Linked DNA regions of Homo sapiens: region 2 is linked to region 1. The links are chromatin loops, found by intact Hi-C in ENCODE. Cell type or tissue: PC-9. All regions are shown on one strand.

The links. Peaks named below come from ENCODE experiments on the same cell type or tissue, not always from the same donor. Only the 100,000 strongest peaks of a DNase experiment are listed, where the experiment ranks them.
Region 2: it touches region 1 in a loop (8-fold over the local background); 9 of 110 quality-filtered maps call a loop at or near these places.

What each region holds. Positions count from the first base shown.
Region 1 is chr5:163,404,630-163,412,629 of GRCh38, forward strand. LOC105377700 (a long non-coding RNA gene) reads right to left here. Exons shown (of 4, transcript XR_002956233.2): 1 at 7,690-8,000. Among named protein-coding and RNA genes, the nearest start is that of CCNG1, 29 kb to the right of the region's middle. RefSeq lists a silencer at 2,420-2,619. In PC-9, CTCF peaks have their summits at 3,993 (motif pointing left) and 4,196; DNase peaks (open chromatin) are centred at 2,872, 4,022 and 4,922; H3K4me3 peaks cover 574 bases; H3K27ac peaks cover 2,564 bases.
Region 2 is chr5:162,204,349-162,212,348 of GRCh38, forward strand. No RefSeq gene overlaps it. Among named protein-coding and RNA genes, the nearest start is that of GABRG2, 140 kb to the left of the region's middle. In PC-9, a CTCF peak has its summit at 4,817 (motif pointing right); no DNase peak of the experiment used is centred here.

The DNA of each region.
Region 1 (8,000 bases):
CCCCCTCCCTCCTTACACACACATGCGTGCGCACACACACACACACACACACAAAACGAAATGACCTTTACTTACTTCACCGTTGCGTGCACACCTCAGCTACTTATGGGCTTTTATGTCTCTAACGTTATTTATTTCTGTATGCTTTCATCAAAGATTTATTGAGTACTGCTATGTCCCAGGCACTATGAACAACATCAAGTACAGAAGATGAATGATCTATAACTGCCATTGAATTTTGAAGGATCTTTAGTTTAAAAGAGTCATTTTAGAAAAAAAAAGAGCTAACATTTTTCCAAGCATTTATATGCCAAGCCAAGTGATCTTCATTTATTCTCTGCCTTAGTCAGCACAAGAGCCTCAGGAGGTAGGTACAATTATTTTCTTTCATTTGTCAATTGAGATAACTAAAGCTTACATAAGCCAAGTAATTTACAGAGGATCACAGAGTTAGTGACAGAACTATTGCGGCCGTTACTATAATAGTAGAAGCTCACTTATATTAAGCACCTACTATGTACCATGAATTGTTGTAAGCACCTGATATAGTTTAGCTTACTACTCTTATTACCCACCATTTACTGATGAAACAGTAGTACAGAGATGTTAAATAAGTTCTCCAAAGTTACCAGTAGAACTGGGATACCAGTTGTCCTTTTTTTAATTTATTTATTTTTCTTTTTTCTTTTTTTTTTTTTTTGACGGAGTCTCCCTCTGTCGCCCAGGCTGGAGTGTAGTGCAGTGGCGCAATCTCGGCTCACTGCAATCTCTGCCTCCCGGGTTCAAAGGATTCTCCTGCCTCAGCCTCCTGAGTAGCTGGGATTACAGGCACATGCCACCATGCCCACCTAATTATTTTTGGATTTTTAGTAGAGACAGGGTTTCACTGTTAGCCAGGATGGTCTTGATCTCCTGACCTCATGATCCACCCGCGTCGGCCTCCCAAAGTGCTGGAATTACAGGCTTGAGCCACCACACCAGGCCCCAATTGTTCTTAATAACTCACAGACTCAAGTCTGGCTGTGCCAAAACTCATGCTTGTAATCACTATGAAACTGAAAGATAACGTATGGTCTCCATGATTAGGACAATATTCCAATCTGCCTGGTCAAGGGATACTAATGAAAGAGAAGATCTTGAAGAACATGGTTTATTCAACACATCAAACATAAGACTTTGTGATCTCAATCTACAAATTGTTTTCTGAAGTTACAAAATTCAGCAGAGACATGGGGGCCATGAAAGTCCAATTCCATGGCTCTAGTTTGCCACATTTTCCTTATCTACAACAAAGGAGTAAGTGACTAAGAGTCATCTATTATCTAATAATACTTTCCAGCTAAGAGTCATCTATTGTATAATAATACTTTCCAGCTTTGAGCAGGGTGTTCCACAAGTATCAGGAAAGCAGAAATCAGGTACATTCTAACTTAATGTTTTGTTTCAAAACCCGATCATAGTGACGGGTGCACAGTAGCCAGTCAATAAATTGTTATTAGATAAATGTTGGAAAAAAGCTTTCTGAACAAGCACTTTGTAGTATTTGCAGGGCTGGGCCTAGGGCGAAGCAAATGAGGCTCCTGTCTTGGCACAGAATTTAAGGGGCATCAAAAAATTCCCTTGGCTTCGGGCTCCAGTATGGTTCAGCACAACGTTATTACTGATCCTGTTCTTACGAAAATTGTAGATGTTTCACTTATCATAAATTATTTTGCACCAGTGTTGCCCCAGCCCTGATTACACACACTCTTCCTGATAACTTCCTGCCACTTACTACCTGTTTTATCACATGTAAGTTACTGAAAGTGTTCTGAGACTGAGTTTCCTTATCGGTAAAATGGGAATAAGAATTTTTAATTTATCATACTGTTGTAAGGAGCGAATCAGGTGGCATGTGTGCAATCTCTGACTCAGTGCACAGCATAAAATTGGAGCTCAATAAACATTACTTCCCTTGCCTGACAAGAGAAGTGTCTGTTAAATCGTTTCTTCACGTGGTTAATTATTTTGCTTAGTTTTTCTTCCCCAAGAAGATCAACCAATCCTTACAGGATCTCTCATTCAAACTGGTTATTTCTCCCAACAAGTTGCCTCTCGGGCAGATTGTCTGAGCTCAGGGGTTCGAGACCAGCCTGGGCAATGTGGCAAAACCCTGTCTCTACTAAAAATACAAAAAATTAGCCAGGCGTGGTGGCACACTCCTGTAATCCCAGCTACTCAGGAGGCTGAGGCAGGAGAATCACTTAAGCCTGGGAGGCGGGAGGTTGCAGTGAGTCAAGTTCGTGCTACTGCACTCCAGCCTGGGCAACAGAGCAAAACTCTGTCTCAAACACACACACACACACACACACACACACACACAAAGGTGCCTCTATATGATGCCGAGATATCAGTTGATTCAGAAAAGTCAGACAGATAAAATGGCAGCCAAATGTTGCTTTATTATTGAGATGGACTAATACCATTCATGGTTTCCACCTTGTGGTTTTGTCAGCCTATCTGAGAGACACAATCCAGATACAGTAGAAACTCTCTTACTAGACTCAGTAGATTAATGCAAATTCTCGAGCACCTCTGCAAAACCTACTGACTAGTGGCCAGGGCAGGCTGAATGTTTGAGGCTTGTATGTGACTTCCTGGAATGCCCACACACTTCTGCTGCCTCCAGCTGTGTTGCATGCTTACTAAGAGTGTGTTTGTAATTAGACAGTAAAATTTAATACACAAGGCAAAGAAAACTTAGGGCAAAAAGGGAGAAAAGTTGCTATTTCTATGAGAACTAAGTTGAATGCTTTGGGAAAACAATCAATAAAGGCAACGTAAGCCAAAAATATTAAAAAATGACTCAGGCAAGGAGCCTGTCTTCCTGGATTCACAAGGAAGTAGAGGATTTCAGGAACTGATGCAATTTTAATACAAAGTAGAAAGTGGTGCCTGCTACAAGAAAATCACACCTAAATTTCTATGCAAATAGATTACAGTTTGGAGCTTAGGGGTTACAATTCTAACATTCAGTTAGATTCAGAGATTTAATTTCTAAATCCTAATTAAAACTGATTTATTTCCAGCCGAGCACGGTGGCTCACACCTGTAATCCCAGCACTCTGGGAGACCGAGGCGGGCGGATCACTTGAGGTCAGGAGTTCAAGACCTGCCTAGTTAACATGGCAAAACCCTGTCTCTACTAAAAATACAAAAATTAGCCAGGCGTGCTGGTGGGTGCCTGTAATCCCAGCTACTCGGGAGGCTGAGGCAGGAGAATCGCTTGAACTGGGAGGCGGAAGTTGCTGTGAGCCGAGATTGCGCCTCTCCACCACTCCAGCCTGGGCGACATAGTGAGAGATTCTGTCTCAAAAAACATAAAAATAAACTGATTTATTTTCTATAATAAATCTAGAAAAGGCTAACATGCCATTCTGCAAATAAAACCAGTGGAACTTAGAATGTTGCAATACTGAGAATATATTTTTTTAAAAAAAAACGTGTATAATTCTCATTTCATCATAAAACCTCGGGCTGAATCTAGCTGTACTTTCCTAAGATTGCAATAAATCTACTAATTGCAATGACTATTCCTCAAGAATTTAATGAGCGTGGTTTACTGGCAAATTCATTTCTACCTTTCAGCTGGGTGGTCTTGGGCTCTTGCTAAGCCTCTCTGACCGTCAGTTTTCTCCTATGTAAAACTGTGGATAACAACACTTATTTCATGAGGATGCTGTGAGAATTAAATGAAACAATTTATGTAAGCGCTGGCACATGGTAGTTACCCTTCTCTGCCGCAAGGCAGTGCCCCCACGGGTTTAATTAAAGCTTTGGCTCTTTGCCTCTCAGTGAACAAAAAACTTTGAGTGTCATAATTAATGGATGAAGTCCAAAAAAATAGAATGTCAAAACCACGCGCAGGATAAAAACGAATAAGCTGGCACCCTTTTCAAATTCCTAGGCTCATTTCCCCCCCTAAATTTAGACAGGGTTGGCTGCTTGAAAAATGGCGTGAGCCTGCCATCTAGTGGCTACATGGAGGAACACCAAACCCCTTGTGTTCAGGAACCAGAGCTAGAGAATCTTTCCAAAAGGCATCTCTAATTTTAAAAACACCCCCTCAACACAAGATTTGATTGGCAGCAACATGCCAACTTCCTTAATCACAGCAACGAAACTACTAACACATTCTTCGAGTTCTCCTCCACTGTGTGCCCCACATTCCCAGCCAAGGCCTTGCTGTTCTGTGGTCTCACAGGCTTTCACCCTGTCAAAACCAGCTGTCAGTCAGCTGTTACATTAAAAAGAATCTGATTCATTTACTTTGTAATCTTATTAAAAATAATTCCTACTGCAAAGTATCCCCATGGGGATTTGCATTTTGATTTGATTTCACTTAGATACTATTTGACTTTGCGTTGGGTTTTACTATGTATTTAGCTAAGGATGCAATTCTTCAAGGCAGTGTCTCTCCAGCTGCATCAAAGTGCATCAGAATATTCTGGAGGGCTTTTTAAAGCTCAGAATATGGGGGCCCCATCACTACACTTTCTGACAATGTGACTTTCTAATGAGTTCCCAGATACTATTGAAGGAAATCAAAATTTTTTACCCCAAAGTATATTTACTTGACATATTTTGGGAGATAGATGGTTGTCAAAGAGCCCGCAAACAGAAGTGGCCCTGCAAGGCTATCTTTAGTGGGGAAGATTTGCATCTGTAGAGAATCTACATTAATGCAGCTAGGTCCTCCCTTGTCCAGATGTAGGAAGATTACCTGAGAGTCTGACACCTTTAAACATCAGAAAGAAACATTTACCACCTATCTCTCTGAAGGTTGCTACTTTGTTACCTAACAAGATCACCTTTTCTAAACAAGCCACTTCTTCTCCCCGTCCCATAACCTGTCTTGCCACTATAACCTGATTGACCACCATAACCTGGTTTCGGCCATGCAGTGAGCCTTCATTATTTCTGTAAGCTCAAGTTGCATTCCATTACGGGGTTGGGCAGTCACACTGTAGTCCTTCCCACGTACACGTTAATAAATTTTGTATGCCTTTTCTCTAATTAATCTGCCTTTTGTGAGTTCATTTTTCAGCAAACCTTCAGAGGGCAAAGGGGAAGTTTTCTCCTTGACCCCTAGAATACGATATTGTTTATCTGGGGACCACAATTTGGGAATGATGGACCAACTTCTAATGACACAATTTCATAATAAGACACAGCTAATGAGCAAGACCATTTTTAAAAGGCATTTCTGCAGGCTGAGACAAGAAATTAACATGTGAACAACACAAATTATTTTAAATTACCAGGCCTAGAGAGACATTAAAATGAGACCAGCATATGCCCTTTGAACTATGTATTCATCTCTTGAAACTGCTTACTGTTGCTATAAGTAGCTATAAATTATCTAACAATGCAACAATGGACACCATAATCCATACTCTATAACTTAACAATGTGTAGCCAATCATTAATCACTGTTATTTCTATAAACCAATGAGAATTCCTGACAATTTTATATCAGCCGCTCCCTGTCCCCCTTTTTTTGCCTTTAAAATCCTCCCTGCAGCTGGGTGCTGTGGGTCACGCCTGTAATCCCAGCACTTTGGGAGGCCAAGGCGGTGGATCACCTGAGGTCAGGAGTTCGAGACCAGCCTGACCAACATGACAAAACCCTGTCTCTACTAAAAATACAAAAATTAGCTGGGCATGATGGCATGCGCCTGTAGTCCCAGCTACTCGGGAGGCTGAGGCAGGAGAATCGCTTGAACCCAGGAGGCAGATGTTGCAGTAAGCCAAGATCACACACTGCACTCCAGCCTGGGTGACAGAGCGAGACACTGTCTAAAAAAACAAAAACAAAAACAAAAAAAACAAAAAAACAAACTTTCCTATGTTACCACCTACATTTCTGAAATTCTCCACTGCCACCACTGCACTTGAGGTGACCACCCTCTCTCTCCAAGTCTCAGTATTTATGTCACTTCCTCCAGGACAATCTCCCTGACCACTAGTCTAGGTTCGGGGCCTGTCTGAGGACTTTCACAGCACTCTACACTTCCTTCCACACTCAGGCCATGACCACAATAAATGTAAATTGAGTGTTCACTTGTTCCAATCCCAGCCCAGATGCTGAGGGTTTTACCATACACACATTGTATCTCAAATGCCTGGGGCAGGGCCTGGCTCAGAATAGGTGTTCAGTGTTTCTTAAATGGATGAACAAACGAATGAATAAAAATGAGTACATGAGTAGCTGCCCTCTCCACTTGGCCCCTTCTATAAGACATAAAAAAAAATGGGTAGCTCTGAGTAAAGTGTTTTCCAGTTCAGAGATGTCTGGCCTTGGTAGGAGCGTGCTGACTTCCCAGAGTATCGTGAGTGGCTGTGATCTGAATAACATATCACGGCTGAGTGTGAGCCAGGCTTACACTCAGGACATGATGCAAGCGATGCTTTGCTTAAGTTCAACAAACACATTGAAGCCTTATGGTACATCAGGCATCATGCTAGAGACACCGAGTATAAAGATCTGCTAATCACTCCTGTGAGACAGGCGCACAAACAGAATAGTACTGCAGCATCCCAGAGGACGGAGAAGCAGTGTGGGCCAATCAGGAAAAATGAATTAGGCCTTTGTAATGAGTTTCATAGTGGCCCCTGAAAGATGTATCCAGGCCCCACCCTCAGTATCTGCGAACATGATGTTATTTGGAGAAAAGGGCTTTGCAGATGTAATTAAGTAAAGACTCTTGTGATGAGATCATCCAGATTTAGGAAGGCCCTGTGTTCAATGACTAGCATCCTTCTAAGAGAAAAGAGAGGGAGATTTGAGAAAAGGAGAAATATGGAGATGGCTATGGGAAGCTGAAGGTAGAGACTGGAGTGACAGGCCAAGGAATGCCAAGGATTGCCTCGTAGGCATTTATTATTTCCCACTCACTACAGGATTTTTTCCTTTACTTTTTCCTTTTACCTGAAATCAGCCACTTTATAACTAGAACACACTGTGCATCCATACGGTTGAATTCCAGGCGTTGGAACGCCTTTTGTTGTTGGTAAGAGACTCCCTGTCTTCTTCAACAGATCCTGTAAACTACTTAACGGTGCAATGCTGTTTACTCATAGCATTTTTTTTTTTTTTGGATGGAGTTTCACTCTTGTCACCCAGGCTGGAGTGCAATGGTGCTATCTCAGCTCACTGCAACCTCCACCTCCCAGGTTCAAGCAATTCTCCTGCCTCAGCCTCCCGAGTAGCTGGGATTACAGGCATGCGCCACCACACCCAGCTAATTTTTGTATTGTTAGTAGATGGGGATTCACCATGTTGGTCAGGCTGCTCTCAAACTCCTGACCTCAGGCGATCCACCTGCCTCGGCCTCCCAAAATGCTGGTATTACCGGCAGGAGCCACCACGCCTAGCCACTCATAGCATCTCTTAATAGAGAACTCTGTAAAATAAGATATTGAAAATGAAAATAAGATAAATACGTATTTTTAACCCAAACAAGATCTTGTCAGGCTACTTACTTTGAAACACATGATCTTCTTCAGTACTTGCCCCTAATGGCAGTAGTCTTAGTAAAGATTTAATTTTACAGGAAAAATGTTCCTTCTCAGCCCCCAAGCCAAATGTCCTCATCATCCTACCCTCAGAAACTCTATCCACACTTTGCCCAAGCCCCCGGAACTCACCAGTCTGGATTTGATCCGTCTCCAAGACCAAGCGGGGTGGTGCTCACACACCCCTGATCCTCCATCTGTGAAAGCAGAGACCAGAGAAGCATTTGATCTGCCTAAGACATCAGAGACAAGTTCAGTGGGCGCTCTCTGAGCCATTTCCTAAAAGTAGAGCCTGGGCTTCTGGTCCAATCTAGGGAGAGAGCACATGGTCCTCCAGACTTTGCTGACCTTATACTGGTCTATATGGTCTAGGTTCATCAAAGTGTTACTTTTGCCCCCTCTTCAAATTGTGCTGTTTAAACTTCTATTTCTCCATCTTCATC
Region 2 (8,000 bases), 1.2 Mb before region 1:
AGGAGAATGAGGAGCATCTTACATGGTGGCAGGCAAGAGAGCGTGGGTAGGGGAACTGCCCTTTTTAAAATCATCAGCTCTCATGCAACTTATTCACTATCATGAGAACAGCACAGGAAAGACCCACCCCCATAATTCAATTACTTCCCACCACGTCTCTCCCATGACACATGAGAATTATGGGAACTACAATTCAAGATGAGATTTGAGTGGGGACACAGCAAAACCATATCATTGTTACTACACATTTTGTTGTGTAACAGAAACCTGGTATGGGACGGGGAGGGAACCACCCTTCTCCAGACAGGGCAAAAACATTTCCTTTACTATTTTGTAAATAGTTCTAAAATTTACCACTTAGTTAATCACATTAGTTTAGCCTTAAAGGCCCTAATGAGATGCAAAGTTGACAGATGGGATAACATATTAAACCTGTTCATGTCCATTACCATGAAAACTGGCATGAATTAAGTGGACTCATTAGGCAGAAAGAGCAGGACCCTAAAAATGCAAACTGAAACCACAGTGAGATATCATCACATACAAGTTAGGGTGGCTATTACCAAAAAGTCAAAAGAAAACCAATGTTGTTAGGGATGTGGAGGAAAGGGAACCCTTGTGCATTGTAGGTTGGAATGTAAATTAGTATAGTCATTATGAACAATTCCTCACAAAATTAAAAATGAACTACTAGCAATCCCACTCCTGAGTATATATCCAAAAGAAATGAAATCAGTGTGTGGAAGAGATACCTGCACTCCCATGTTCATTATAGCATTTTTCACAGTAGCCAAGGTATGAAAACAACCTAAATGTTCATGGACAGATACATAGATAATATTCATTAGACACATGTATATATTTTGTGTGTGTATATGTAAATATATATATTCATGTAAATGTCGATGTGTACATGTATATACATGCATATGTATATACATGTACATGTATATACATGCATATGTATATACATGTACATGTATATACATGCATATGTACACACACACAGACACACACACACCCTTACCCACACAATGAAATATTATTCAACCTCAAGAAAGAAAGAAATCCTGTTACTTTCACCAAAATGGACGAAACTTGAGTTCCTTATATTAAATGAAATAAGCCAGGCACAGAAAATTAAATACTGCATTATATCATTTGTATGTGGTAAGTCAAATTCATAGAAGCAAGAGTAAAATAGTGGCTGCCAGGGTAGGGTGGGGGATTGCGGAGATCCAACAATGGTGATCAAAGAAAAGAAACTATCAGTTATACAGGATGAGTAAGTTTTAGAGATCTAACGTACAGCATGGTGACCATAGCTGGTAAAATGTATTGTATACTTGAAATTTGCTAAGAGAGTAGATCTTAAGTGTTCTCACCACACACACACACACACACACACAGGCACACACAAATGGCATCTATACAAAGTGATGGTTATGTTAATTAGCTTGATTGTGGCAATCATTTCACAATGTATACATATATCAAGACATCACCTTGTATACTTTAAATACATGCAATTTTTATTGTCTTCAGTTATATCTCAATAAAGCTGAACAAAAAGATTATGAAAAATGGGGGGATGGGAAACAGGACCCTAAGGTCATAGAACAGAGGAGACAGCTTCTCTTCAGTAGGGGTGATAGGAGTGTCAGGGAAAGACACTGACCTACAGGGAAACCTGAGACAAGGATGCTTCCAAATTTCTCAGCAGGGAGGGATACAGGAGAGGAGCCACAGAAATGGAGGAGGAATGCATAGAGAAGAAAAAATGATTTCTCCCCCAGGACAAACTTCACCTCACTTCCAATCAAGCTGTTTTCAGAAAACACATGGGATGCAAAATCCAAGCCCTTTTGTCTTTCTCCTTCTTCAAATAAAAAGCAAAATAGGCATTAACACGCAAAGGGGTCACAAAACCTCAAGTTTTTGCCCATCTTAGAGGCCCTGCCTCTAAGGGAGGATGAGAGAAGCATAATAATTTGACACTCAGTATTGTTGGTTAAAGAGAATGTTCTACCCACAGACAGCCTGAGATATGGCCAGAGTCCTCTTTAAAATTAAAGTCTAAGAGACTGAAAACTTCCTGAAGCAGTTTCCAAACAAAATAAATAGGCAGGTGTTTATGCCACCCTGATTTTGTTTAGGATTTGCTAGGTGACTACTAAACATTTTATTTAAAAAAATTACTTTTGCCATGTAAGAAAACTTAATGATTTTTCTAAAACTGAAAAGTTCACTGCAGTCTCATTGAACTATTCCTTAAAGAACAGTCCAGGACAGCAAGCTAAGCTGCCAAGTGATGACAGTCGTGATAGCCCACAGCTCTGAGCAGGGAGGTAAGGGGAGCGGTGTCAAGTTAAATCTGTCAGAAGAAGTTGAGAAACCTGATAAAGGTATAAAATAGTCAGGATGCAGGAGAAGGGAACCCAACTTCTCCATTAAAAAAATAGCTTCCCTTTAAGAAACCGAAAGAGATATGAGGAACAGCAGCCACCTTGGGGCACCACTTCTAGGTTGATCTACCTGAAATCTGTTTAAGCAAAAACATAATGAGCACTTACACTTGTGTGCTAGAATTAAAAAGGCATCACCTGAAAATAATGTTATTGAGCATTTTTTATATTGCAAGGCACTGAAATAAGCACTTTATGTTAACTAACATTAATCTCCAAAACAAATCTATCAGGTTGGTATCATTATTCATATTTGTAGGAAACTGAGGTGCATAGAGTAACATATGAGCAGATGCATGTGAGGATGCAGGTTGGCCTAAATCCAGACAAGTGCACTTTGAACAATGACACTTAGGTTAAATCAATAAAGGAGCAAAGACACCATTGATTCTCATTATTTGTGGTAGTTATGCTATATAAAGTCATTCTAAAAAATGTAATTAGCAAAGGCTGAACCATTGCTTCTGGGGGAAATGGAGGGTGAAATTTCTACAAACCTCTGGTCACAACATTTTCTTTTTCTTTTTTTGGGGGGAGTTGGGGGTGGGGGGCAGTGTTTCACTCTTGTTGCCCAGGCTGGGGTGCAATGGCACAATCTCAGCTCACTGCAACCTTCACCTCCTTGGTTCAAGTGATTCTCCTGCCTCAGCCTCCCCAGTAGCTGGGATTACAGGCACGTGCCACCAGGACTGGCTAATTTTTGTATTTTTAGTAGAGATGGGGTTTCGTAGAGATGGGGCCATGTTGGCCAGGATGGTCTCAAACTCCTGACCTCAGGTGATTCACCTGCCTTGGCCTCCCAAAGTGCTGGGATTACAGGTGTGAGCCACCATGCTTGGCCCACATTTTCAACTGATAAATATATAACCTTGTTTTACATGTTTCTATTTACAGAAAACTCATGTAATACACCATTGATGCATTAACACTGAGCTTATGGCCAATAGCACTATAGCTTCCATCTATACACACATTTTCTCCCTTATCATACACACATTTTCTCCCTAAGACACATCACAGCCTTCTTACTCTTAGGAACACTACACAGCACTTTAGCACTCTGATTGGGGGCCATTTTAATGACAAAATCATCAACAGAAAGTCAAAAATGGGAAAAATGTGGCACTAAATTGACCACTAAAAGAAAACTTGTTTACAGAATGAGAGCTGAAACAAAATGGAAGAGTTCAATCTCATTTGGGAATGTGAACTTCTGGTAACAAATTTTTCACTGGACTTTTCGCATCTCCAGTGACTGTAAAAGTGCTGTATCAATTTGGGGATTACATATCAATTTTGGAGAGTAGGTGAATTCATAAATACAGAATTCAAGAATAATATTGATGAACTATGTGCATTCTGCCCATCCCCATAGCCTGGTACAAATAATGTTCTGGAGAGCAGAAAAGGGGAGAAGGATGACAAGAAAACCGGAAAGAGAGGCTCAATAGAAAGGAAGATCTATGTTGCTGACATCCTTGGTTTTAGTAGCTCAGTTTTTGCAGGATTTCTTCTCTTGAGGGTCCTGTGTTGTAAGTAACTGACAGGCTTATTTCCTGAAGCAGAAACCCTGCATTCCTTGGTCCCCTCTTGTGTTTTCCAGATCTTTCAGAAATGAGGACTTGACTTGTCCCGTCTCTAATTCCTTGGCAAATCCAGGAGTGCTGTTTCTCAACACAGTCATTATTGTGTTGATACTGTTTTCAGTCTTTCCCATATCTCATTACCCTTATTCAGAAATGATCTGATCACCTAATGCTTCATTTTAGAAACTCATCTACACAAATGAACAAAATGCATTACTTAAACTGATTTATCTACTGAGGTTAAAGAAACCCAGGGGTAGGTGTGGCATTTAAGCAATCCTGGAATAAAGATGACACCCCCAAATGATGGCTCAGGACCTTACCTCTCTCTCGAACTCAGCTCTCTTTTACTGTGCTAACCCACACTCAGAGAGTCCCTGTGGTCACCCAATGGCAAACAGAGACAACAAAGGCAAAATCTTTCCAACTTCAGCTCAAGAACAAAGATGTGGACCCCTTTTCTGGTATTCTTAACAAAGACCTTAGAACTTACCTGCCGTTATTTAAACTGTACTGATTGAAATCTGCATGTGTTCATCCTGATTCACATAAACTGAGACTGTTTGCATGAGGGAGGAGCATCTCCCAGTGACAACTGAGGGGTTTTTTAGAAGCCGGACTCCTCTGTGTAGGCAAACACAAATGAATGCTACATAGGTGAAGTGAGGTTCATCTGCCCTGCAAGCTGGCCTCAGAGGAGTTACTCTTTTCCAGAGGATCTGTCTGTAAGTCCTGAGCAGCCCCTAACGGTCAGTAGTGGCCAGATGAGGGCAGTAGAGAGAGAAGACTCAGTGACAGCCTCAGACCACAGGAAGCTATGATGGAGTGCTCATTGCTCTGGGTACATGTCAGAAAATGCGAGGCTGATTTGAAGCTTCCTGCCTGTACCCACTAGGGCATTATGACTGTCACGCACAACTGGCTTTCTGCTCCCTGAGGATTCTCTCTGGCTGCCAGAGCCTGCTCTCCCCAAACCTCTGGCAGGTTTGAAGGGCCAGAGAGTTAACACTCCTTGGGAGCAGCTCCCTGCCCCACACCCCTCGCCAGTGTACCCTCCTATGGGTTGACTCTGAGGCACATGTGCCACACTGACTTACAGCTTCATCCTAGTGGGGATGAAAATCCAGTGAATTGGAGAAACAATGCACTTTCCTTCTCTGTCTCACTCCCCTGCTCCTCTGCCAGTGCCTCTGGGATCACCTCCCAAATAAACCACTTTCCTTGAACCTTGTCTCCCTGTCTGCAAATGCCCATATGGACCATGATGGCATAGGATCCAGGATTTTAAATATTTTTGCAAGAATGCATATTTTCTGTTGCTGTGTTCTCTCTACTATAGAATAAAAATCAAGGAGGGGATGGATAATCTCCATGCTGGGAAATCCACTGTTAACATATTTTCTAGAAATAAATGAAAAGAATATATATTTATGAAGAAAAATGTAAATAGCATGATAGTATAAAATATAAAAACTAAATTTGTATTTTCTCACCTTCTTCCAATAGTAAATTCTGATTAATTCTCTTGTAATTCCTCCCACAAAAAAGAGAATATACAGATAAAGCAAAAGATAAAAGAGGAGAGAGTGTCAGAGAGAGGTACAGAAGGAGAGAGCATTTGCAAAGCTTTCGGTATAGAGCTGGTTACTAAATAAATCAGTGTCCTTAACACTTTCTTCAAACAATAATTATATGTTTGAATATACTTCAAGTAACAGAACCTGCACTGTAAATAAACATATATACAGGCATGTTTAAATGATGATGTCGGTCTGGCTGCTGGATATGCCATAGACTAACTCAGTTAACTCACCAATAAAAATTCAAATGAAGTCCTCTTTGCTAATGAATAAAAATGAGCAGCACTAAAATTTAATTACATCCCTACAAGAATATTTTGTGTCTGAAGTAGCCAATATTTTTACAAAGTGAGCTAATTAAAATATTAAATAAAATATTAAAATAAGTAGACAGTTTTGAATATTTCTGATTAAGTTACATTTGTTCTTTGTACATTTTTCTAATACAAATGGTGGAAATTATAGAATATAAAACTCCAATTAATCTTTCCTTCCTTGAATGGAAACATGATTCAGAAGTTAACAGCATTGATAGAATCTAAGCATTTTCCTAATGAAAAACAAATCTTAACAAAACATCAGTACAGTATGTTCAGTATGAAAGAGAATATAGGCTGGGCACTGTGACTCATGTCTGTATTCCCAGCACTTTGGGAGGCTGAGTAGAGAGGATTGCTTAAGGTCAAAAGTTCAAAACTAGAGTAAGCAACATGGTGAGACCCTATCTCTACAAAAAAATTTAAAATTACCCTGGGGTGGTGGTGCACGCCTGTTGTCCTAGCTACTTGGGAGGCTGAGGCAGAAGGATTGCTCAAGCCCAGGACTTCAAGTCTACAGTGAGCTATGATCGCTCTGCTGCATTCCAGCCTGAGCGGCAAGGGAGACCCTGTCTCCAAAATAAATAAATAAATAAAATAGAATATAGTTTTGCTTTGGTTATCCTTTTATTTACCAAAAAAAACAAAGAAAACTGAAGTTTTGTTCCATGTGAACTTGAAAACTGTTCTAGACTAAAGATGGTGGCTCATGCCTTTAACCCCAGCCCTTCGGGAGGCCAAGTCGGTAGAATCGTTTGAGGCCAGGAGTTTGAGACCATCCTAATAAACATGGGGAGATCCTGCCAATATAAAAAATTAATTAATTAATTAATTAAATTAGCTGGGTGAGGTGACACTCACCTGTAGTCTTAGCTATTTGAAAGGCTGAGAAGGGTGTTTGAGCCCTTGAGTTCAAGGCTATGGTTAGCTATTATGGCACCAGTGCACTCCAGCCTGAGCAACAGAGCAAAACCCTGCAGCTAAAAAGTAAAAGCAAAGCAAAGCAAAGAGAATTGTTTTGAACGGTCTGATTTTCTGATTTGTCATTAATTAAACAATTTAAGAAGTAGCACCTTAGCCAGGCATGGTATCTCACACCTGTAATCCCAGCACTTTGGGAGGCTGAGGTGGATGGATCACTTGAGGTCAGGAGTTTGAAACCAGCCTGGCCAATATGGTGAAACCCCATCTCTAGCAAAAATACAAAATTAGCAGAGCATGGAGGCACATGACTGTAATCTCAGCTACTAGGGAGGCTGAGACAGAAGAATCGCTTCAACCCGGGAGGCGGAGGTTGCAGCCAGCCAAGACTGCATCACTGCACTCCAACCAGGGCAACAGAGTGAGACTTTGTCTCAAATTTAAGAAAAAAAAAAGAAGCAGCACCTCAAAAAAAAAAAAAAACTTTTAAGGGGAGCGATAAATACACTTATGCTTACGAGCATGTGCACATATGTGCACACACCCATAAACCCAATAAATATGACTGAAGATGGTAAAGAAATTAGGTTAGGAAAAAGTATTTTCTATCTAATACTACAGACAAATGGCTTATATTATTAATATACAAATGGCTGTTCTAAGACAAAAAATATTAAAATTCAGGTAGAATAAATATGAGTAACAACCAAACATAGTTAAAAGGAAAGTAATTTTAAAATTTTTGAAAAAATGTTCAATCTGACTTAAAATATTTTTTAAAATACCATTTAAAGCCACATACTGCCATTTCAACTGCCTGATTGGTAAAGATAAAAAAGTCGTTCAGTAAATCTACAGCTTCCTCGGGGTATTGGGGAAGCAGGAACACTCACCTTTGATTGGTGTGGAGGATACATGATTTCAATGTCCTTAAGATAAATTTTTCAGTAATTTTAAAAACTAGAATGTTTATAAAGTTTCTAAAGATTTACTCAAAATATATACTCACTGATATGAATTGAAGAATGTCATCAAAGCATGTTAGTGATAGCAAAACACTGAAAAGAAGAAAAATACACATCAATCATTCCTGGTTAAGTAAGTTATGCAGAGTAATACAACGGAAAACTA